Regions from separate parts of the Homo sapiens genome. Here all the other regions are linked to region 2. Evidence: chromatin contacts called from ENCODE Hi-C or POLR2A ChIA-PET data. All regions are on one chromosome and are shown on one strand. Each heading gives the region's core, a stretch centred on a gene start or an enhancer-like site at or near the end of the contact. The rest is flanking DNA. Distances are from core to core; before and after follow the strand shown.

What was found. A loop is a pair of places that touch in the nucleus more often than their neighbours do. ChIA-PET counts read pairs that join two places held with the same protein, here RNA polymerase II (POLR2A). Pooled maps may share reads with other maps.
Region 1: a pooled map shows a loop between it and region 2 (2.5-fold over the local background). The contact joins two enhancer-like sites. A Hi-C loop is called at or near these places in 1 of 168 maps with a recorded cell type or tissue (chondrocyte) and 3 of 50 pooled maps. POLR2A ChIA-PET finds 5 or more read pairs at or near these places in 5 of 52 experiments (AG04450, OCI-LY7, activated B cell and 2 more).
Region 3: a pooled map shows a loop between it and region 2 (2.6-fold over the local background). The contact joins two enhancer-like sites. A Hi-C loop is called at or near these places in 2 of 50 pooled maps. POLR2A ChIA-PET finds 5 or more read pairs at or near these places in 6 of 52 experiments (AG04450, MCF 10A, OCI-LY7 and 3 more).

Annotation. Positions count from the first base shown.
Region 1 is chr9:110,128,148-110,130,847 of GRCh38, forward strand. All of the region lies in intron 7 of PALM2AKAP2 (PALM2 and AKAP2 fusion), which reads left to right. Among named protein-coding and RNA genes, the nearest start is that of C9orf152, 79 kb to the right of the region's middle. Within about 2 kb of position 1,429, at least 2 of the 41 ENCODE cell types and tissues checked have a DNase peak (open chromatin) inside an H3K27ac peak, as active enhancers do.
Region 2 is chr9:110,020,608-110,023,347 of GRCh38, forward strand. The region is part of intron 7 of PALM2AKAP2 (PALM2 and AKAP2 fusion); the gene reads left to right. Among named protein-coding and RNA genes, the nearest start is that of C9orf152, 190 kb to the right of the region's middle. Within about 2 kb of position 1,409, at least 2 of the 41 ENCODE cell types and tissues checked have a DNase peak (open chromatin) inside an H3K27ac peak, as active enhancers do.
Region 3 is chr9:110,100,225-110,102,991 of GRCh38, forward strand. All of the region lies in intron 7 of PALM2AKAP2 (PALM2 and AKAP2 fusion), which reads left to right. Among named protein-coding and RNA genes, the nearest start is that of C9orf152, 110 kb to the right of the region's middle. Within about 2 kb of position 1,417, at least 4 of the 41 ENCODE cell types and tissues checked have a DNase peak (open chromatin) inside an H3K27ac peak, as active enhancers do.

The sequences.
Region 1 (2,700 bases), core at 179-2,678, 110 kb after region 2:
GGGCATCTTTTAGGTTTCTGGGCATCATCCACCAGCCAGGTGCACTTCCTTCCATCCCACCCTCACCCCTTCTGCATTTGCCTTCATGCTGGAGACATCCTGACTTAGCCAGAAAGTTAAAAATTTAGGAAGAACCTCTCTAAAGATAGCCACACATAGCTCGTGGAACCAGTTCTTCATCATGATTGTCATTGCGTCCTGCGCACTGAAAACGTGACTTACAAAAGAGAGGCAGGATGAGAAGGGAAAACGGAGATACTCTCTGATTTCACAGCTATGAGGAAGTTTTGTTTTATAGCCATGCCTCTGTTCCTAGGCCAAGAGTGAGTTTATATTTTTGGTGGAACTTATAAATAACTGGATTAAAGGATCGGGTCACCTATTATCTGGAGAAAAGCATTTCTAATTTAAATGTCATGGCTTTAGTAGGAAGTAATCTGGGTTATTCAAAGCAGAGAAACCTGGTTGTACAGCCTGATGTTTGAGTAATTTGGTTCACACTGTGCATTTAGGCTAGGAGCCTAGGAGGTCGAGATGGGTTAGGCACACTGTCGAGCTTTAACAGCCTGAGGATGGTGGGGCAGAGGGGAGGCTGTGAACACAGTGAACATTGTCCTTGTGGTGAAGGACACCTTTCTGCTCTCCGCCTGGGCTCAGGCAGACCTGCTAAGGAAAATGCACTTCCTTAAAGTTATTTCTGTCCATGACATGCCTAGCTGTAGGCCTAGGTACCCTGGGCAGAAAGAACACATGGGTGTCTATGCCCAGTGGGGCAGGGATCAGGGCCCTGCTGTTGTGTTTTCTGTGCAAATGTAAACAGGCTTCTAGAATCTCACTTGTGGTGTTGGTGAAGAGTTGCAGCCTTTTCCCACAGTGTCCATCATAATGACATGGACATGGGATCTTAATATTTTACCTCTGGCAAGTGGCCAGAGGAAACAGAACCCCTTCAGAGACCAGCCCAGAGGGTGAAATCCCCAGACCGTGCAAGAAGTCACATTTCTAGCTGACACGTAGAGCAACAGATACGTCTCCAGAGAGTTAACTCTCCAGGGAGTTCATCTATTTCTGACCAAGACTGAATAAAGAAGGTAAAGGGATCATCGACTTTTAAAGCTAAATTGTGAGTCTCACATCATCTGTAGAGATTCAAGCAAGCAAAAGATCAACCAAAAAGCCAAGCTAACTCTGTTTTGATCCATCCACTCTTCTTACCATTTCCCATGTCATTTTAAAAGCCTCCTAATATTGAGACTCCATTTTGATGTATCAGGATAGAATGAGAAGAACCCACCTTCAAATCCTGGCTAGGGCACTTACTAGGCAGGTGATCTTGGGAAACGTCCCTCTATTTCTCTATACCTCTTATTCTGAAGTTTTAAGACTGAAATAAAATTCATGCCTTTCCCACTTAACAGAGGGCCATTTTTCAAGCATCAGCTGACATATGTATGTGCATGTACTGTGAAATGATAAGCTATTAGACATGTGTCAACCAGAAAATGGGGATGCCACACTTACAGCATGCCCACAGGACAGGCTTGTCAGGGCTGTCTCATTCACTTGTACATTTACTTGGCTAGTTGAGTTGTGGAGATGGACCAGGTTCTGTTTTAACCAATGTGTGACCCCTCCTCTGCTTCCCATGTGACTGGAGCCCCAGGTCTGGGTGGTTCTTGACTGCTCATTCTACTTACTGCATTTCAGGACTTAACTTTTAAGGACATTTTGTGAAATTACTCCCTCTGTTGCAGCACAACTGTATCTTCCTAGTCGTGTTCAGCTTCAACTAAAATTCACATGTAAGGATCTGGGGTTGGGGAAAGATTAGGGAGATTAGAGCTGCCATAGATTCTGACTTTGAGTCTTTCCCGGGCCTTTTTTCTTTCATCTTTTCTTCTTGATTTCTTTTCTTCTAAAAATCTCCTGCTCTTTTCCCAAAAGAAAATCAGTCTGCTGCCAGAAAGAATATAATACCTGTCATTTAAACCTCAGTGTAAAATGGCTTAATAATAGTGAACATTTGCATTAACCGTTTTACAGTTTACATAGTACTTTTAAGTACATTTTCTAACTTAATTCTCAAAACAGATTTGGGAGATATTATTAGTCCTGCTTATGAAGGAGTTCTGTTCTCAGCAGAATTCCATAATTACAAAAAGTCTGGTAGGACTTTTATAGGTAGAGCCAAGAAATGACCCCAGACTCTGGTCTTTGGACGCTAAACTCTGAATTACCACATTTCCTGCATTCTTTAGGTGGAGACATAGGCACCTGTGTTGTAAATTAAGCCACGCTAATTTGCTTTGCAAAACTATTAAACACTTTTTGGTAAATAAAGGCGACTTTAGTTGCAGCCTGGCTACCAGGTTATGTTAAACACAGGTCTCTGGGACCAAATTCTGGCACTCATACAGACTTGAGTTGAATAAACATTTATAAAAAATGCTATGAGGAAATCTCAGCTCCCTAAATTTCTAGATGCTCCAACCCCACCTTGCCTGAAGACAGATGTGGCAACTTTATGAAGACAGGATTCTGTTACCATTTTAGTGGGTGGTAAGCAACCGAAGTCCCCTGAGCCAAAGGCTAGAAACAAGATCGTTTAGTTTTCAAACCTCAAACACCATCCCTAAGGGTGTATAAACCAAAGGGTTCGCTCTATTGGCATATCCCCTTTATGAAAGGGTGAGGAAGATC
Region 2 (2,740 bases), core at 159-2,658:
AGGAGGTGGAGGTTGCAGTAAGCTGAGATCACGCCACTGCACTCCAGCCTGCATGACCAGAGTGAGACTCCATCTCAAAACAAAAAACAAAAAAACCCTCTCTTCTTCATAAATTACCCAGTCTCAGGTAACTCTTTACAGCAGTGTGAAAATGGACTAATAAACCTGTGAATGTGACTTATTTGGAAAAAAAGTCTTTGCAGATACAATTAACAATCTTGGCTGGGCACGTTGGCTCATGCCTGTAATCCAAGCACTGGGAGGCTGAGGTGGGTAGATCACTTGAGGCCTGGAGTTCAAGACCAACCTGGCCAACATGGTGAAACCCTGTCTCTACTAAAAATACAAAAAAATTAGGCATGGTGGCACACGCCTGTAATCCCAGCTACTCCGGAGGCTGAAGCACGAGAATCATTTGAATTCAGGAGGCAGATGTTGCAGTGAGCTGAGATCACACCACTGCACTCCAGCCTGGGTGACAGAGTGAGACTCTGTCTCAGAAAATAATACTAATAATCTTGAGATGAGAGCATCCTGGATTTACCAGATGGGCCCTAAATCCAATGACACATGTCCTTATAAGAGACAAAAGAGGATACTCATATACACAGAAGGCCATGTAAGGGGACTGAGGCAGAGGTTGAAGTTATGCAGCCCAAGTCAAGAAACACGTGGATCCACCAGTAGCTAGAAGAGGCAAGGAAGGAGTCTTCTCTAGAGCCTTTGGAGGGAGAGGAGTGCAGCCCTCCTGACACCTTGAATTGGAACTTTTGGCCTCCAGAATTGTGAGAAAATAAATTTCCGTTGTTTTAAGCCACCAAGTGTGTGGTAGTTTGTTATGGCAACCCTGGGAAATGAATGCACTCAGATTCTGCCAAGAATCACACCTATGCTTCTTGAGTGCAAATGCCATAGAGGCTGATAAACCAATATTACGAAGATCCACATAATTTTCTTATTTTACTCTACTTACCCTTATAAATTGTTTTTTACCTGTTCTTGTTTTGGGAGAACCACTAACTTTTTTCAGCCTATATTTATCATCCTTCACTGGAAGAAAAGGGTAGCTGTATCTCAGAATAGCTTCTATTTTATATCCTATTCTGTTTTGTTGCTTGTCCAGACATTGAATTTAAAAAAAAAAAAAAACAGGTATGGATCAGTATTTCTTGAAATGCCTGACCCTGAGAATCACCTGCAGCAATGTAGAAAACAACAATAACACAGCTTGCCAGACATCTTTCAGAATTCAGATTCAGAAGACCTGGGCTTGAGAATTAGCATTTTTAATAAGTGCTCCAAGTAACTTTCATGATTAGTTTCAGAAAATCTTGTCTTAGCACACCACTAATGCAGTCTGGGGGTGGCAATGTGAGCCCTACTATTGCTCTTGGCTCTCCAGTTGTCCAACCAATCTGAGGCAGGATTTGGATACTTCCCTATTCAGTGCCCTTTGATTACTTCCCATTTCAACACTGAATAAGCCTCAGGCTTCCCCTGCCTTCTAGACTTTCTTACTCTTAACTTCAGTTTCATTTTTAGCATTGTCTTTCACTGTGTCTCTCTCTGTACCCATTCTTGCCCTCTTTATCCGGTCTACTTGTAGCCTGGATACTGTAGCTTTCTTTTTAAAAAGCTGAGTTGAGCTTTGCACGGTGGTGGGAAGATTGCTTGAGCCCAGGATTTCAACCCTAGCCTGGGCAACATACTGAGACTCCATCTCTAAAAAAATAAATGAAAAGATCAAGCTGATAATATCCCTCTGCTAAGGCCCTGCTGGCCTTCCCATGGCTCCTGGAACAAAGACCAACTCTTGCAGGCACTGTGTTTTTTAAAAGCCCCTGGCTTTCATTCACTTCTCCCTTGATCTTCCTGCTCTCCCTCTCTCTTTATATTCACATCTTTGGCTCAAATATTCCCTCCTCCAGTGGCACATTCTTTTCTTTTTTTTTCTTTATTTTTATTTTATTTTATTTTATTATTATTATACTTTAAGTTTTAGGGTACATGTGCACAATGTGCAGGTTTGTTACTTATGTATACATGTGCCATGTTTGTGTGCTGCACACATTAACTTGTCATTTAGCATTAGGTGTATCTCCTAATGCTATCCCTCCCCTCTCCCCCCACCCCACAACAGTCCCCGGAGTGTGATGTTCCCCTTCCTGTGTCCATGTGTTCTCATTGTTCAGTTCCCACCTATGAGTGAGAACATGTGGTGTTTGGTTTTTTGTCCTTGCAATAGTTTGCTGAGAATGATGGTTTCCAGTTTCATCCATGTCCCTACAAAGGACATGAACTCTTCATTTTTTATGGCTGCATAGTATTCCATGGTGTATATGTGCCACATTTTCTTAATCCAGCCTATCGTTGTTGGACATTTGGGTTGGTTCCAAGTCTTTGCTATTGTGAATAGTGCCACAATAAACATACGTGTGCATGTGTCTTTATAGCAGCATGATTTATAATCCTTTGGGTATATACCCAGTAATGGGATGGCTGGGTCAAATGGTATTTCTAGTTCTAGATCCCTGAGGAATCGCCACACTGACTTCCACAATGGTTGAACTAGTTTACAGTCCCACCAACAGTGTAAAAGTGTTCCTATTTCTCCACATCCTCTCCAGCACCTGTTTTTTCCTGACTTTTTAATGATCCCCATTCTAACTGGTGTGAGATGGTATCTCATTGTGGTTTCTTTTTTTTTTTTTTTTTTTTTTTTTTGAGATGGAGTTTCGCT
Region 3 (2,767 bases), core at 167-2,666, 80 kb after region 2:
TTATTGGGCTTAGGAAAAGGTGAAGGCTGCCTTGCTGCCGTCCTGGAAGATTGAGACAGTGGTAACAACACGTGCAGCAACCCCCTGCACTTCTAGAAGGAAGCTGATATCTGTCTACATGTTTCAGCGTTTGTCTCTGAACCTAGTCTTTTCTTGGTCACATAGGGGAAGCAACAGAGGTGGCTTATCATAGCAATGCAAAAGCCTTTAATGAAAAATGGGCTCAGGTTTTGGTTCCTATAAGATGGTGATTCCCTTCCCCCACAAAGGCCTTTGTGTACATGGGGTGAGGTAGGGGTCTGAGAAAGGCCACTGGAAATGGAAGGCTTAACGGCCAGTCCTCTGCTATGTCCCAGATGGAAAGCTCCTTGTATCTAAGAAAGGCAGGAAACCATGTCACCTGGCTTCTGATATGTAACAACCCCAAATTATTCTCCGACCCCTTGAAGGCCAGCTGGGCTCTTTTGCATCAGGGGGATTGTGTTTAGAATTTGTGTCAACTGTCTTTGTAGAGATCCTTCTGGATAACTACTACAATTCCTGGGATATTCTTACAGTGGGCACATGACAAAGACATGTGACATTGGCCCAAACCCCCCTCAACTTGGAAAAGGGGTGGATTCCCCCAGCTGACTTGAAGATTCTGGTCTGTGGATTCAGCAAGAGTCTGAGGCCTCTGCTGAGTGAGCCAAGGGTGGCTTCCGGGGAGGTGAGTGCCTGGAGGAGAATGTTCCCAGAGCCAAGATGGGATGCCTCCTGGTATCAAAGTGATGTTCAGATTTTTTCTGGAAATCTAGAATAGGATAAATGTGAATAGAGATTAGAGTGAACATCTTCTAGGATTTGAAGCCCTTGAGAGCTTCTAGGATTTGAAGCTCTTGGTCTTGAGACCAAGCCTCTGCAATGCATCTGGGGTCCGTTGCACAAGTGTGTGTCTTTTTACCAGGTCTTATCCCCGCTTCAGCCTTTTCTCTCCTGTTAGGGATCAAAACTTGCCAAAACAGAAATTTTAAAAAGACACGCAGGATGTGGGGCTGCTCCTGGGAGGTTTGCTGTGTGTGTTTGGGGTCCTGCACCCTCCACTCCACTCCTGAGTGTCCAAGGGTGGATGTCCAGAAATTTAGCCACCTACTCCCATCAGTGTAGCCAGAACCTTTGCTGGGAGTTAATCTCTCTCCCTCATTACTTTCTGATCTGCTTGAAAGACAAATAGAGGTTAGGGAAATATATTAATATCAGTAAGTCTCCATGGATGGCCCAGGTCAAGGCAGACAAAGGTAGTCACACGCTTTCAGGGGCTGAAAGACAAGTAGAGGTTAGGGAAATGTATCAGCGCATCTCCATGGATAACCCAGGCCAAGGCAGACAAAGAAAGCCACGTGCTTTCAGGTGCAAACAGCGGCCGCCTTTTTTCACTGGACATCATTGGGCAGCTGTTGCTGTCATTTCCCACGGCCTCTCTGGAGGGGAAACACAGCTGGCTTCTGTGGGCCAGCCTGAAACCATCTGCAGCTGCTTGCATGCTTTCAAATGTAAGTAAGGGAATTTCAGCTGAGGTTAATCTGGGAAATCCTCTGTATGAAACATTTTCCTTTTCACTGTTCCCTTTCCTTTTGGATATAACATATGACCCACTTACGAGGCAGCCTGTTGGATCACTGGTCCCCAAGGAGCTGTGGATGTCTTCCCAGATTACTCCTGCCACCACCAATGCGTCTACCACCATGAGAGCTGCTGCTGATGGGCACTGCACTGTGCATGTTGCATATGTGATCTCATTTAGCACTGTGACACTCCAAGGACCACACTCTTGTCTCATTTTCGGATAAGGAAGCTGAGGCTCCAAGAGGTCCAGCAGCTTGTCTTAACAGTGAACAGGTGCAAAACCAAGATTTGAAACCAGTTTTTGATCTTGGTTTGATCTTGATGCCACATCCCAGCCTCTTTCTACCTCTGTAGGACGGCTTTGTGTCTCCTCTGCATTTTCAGCCTCCATTGCTAATCTGACACCATCTAAAGCAGGAATATCCTTATTAATGGAATAGTGCTTAATGGGATTAGGCTTACTTCTGTATTCTAGACAATATTTACTGAGCTGTTAGATGTAATGTGTTCAGAAATAATACAGGGATTTATGAATATGTATTAAATATTAGAGTATAAACTTTATCAAGCAGAGAATATATTTGTCCTCCAGTGTTGTTGACCTTGTATGTTTTTTGTTTGTGTTACCTCCAGAGCTGGATTTTGAAAGATTAAGCCAAGAAAAAAAGATGAGACATTCAAAAGTAAATAAATTAGTTTAGGCCTGGCTTTTCTGGGGCCATGGAGTTGTTATCCCAAAGTCCTTGCTTGGACCTCTCCTCCTCTCCACTCCTCCCCTCCCCTCCCCTCCCCATTGGGCACTGCCAGGGCCCAGTACAAGTGAAACAGATGCTCAACTCCTAGACTTGTGGAGGCTTAGGTAGACCAGCAAGTCACTATTAGGACAGAAAAACAAGACCACGTCATTCCCCAGCCCAATCCCTTATGCTTTCTTTCAATGACACTTAAAATTTAAGACCCAAACCTACATGATCTGGCCCCATCTGCCTTTTCAGACTCTTCTTCCTCCTCGAGCCCCTTACCCCATCCTAGCCACCGAAGCCAGTGATGCCACATCCCAGCCTCTTTCTGCCTCTGCAGGACAGTTTTGTGTGTGCTCTGCATTTTCAGCTTCAATTGCTAATTGTCCTCTCTTGTCCTCACTTCTTTCACTCCCATCTCA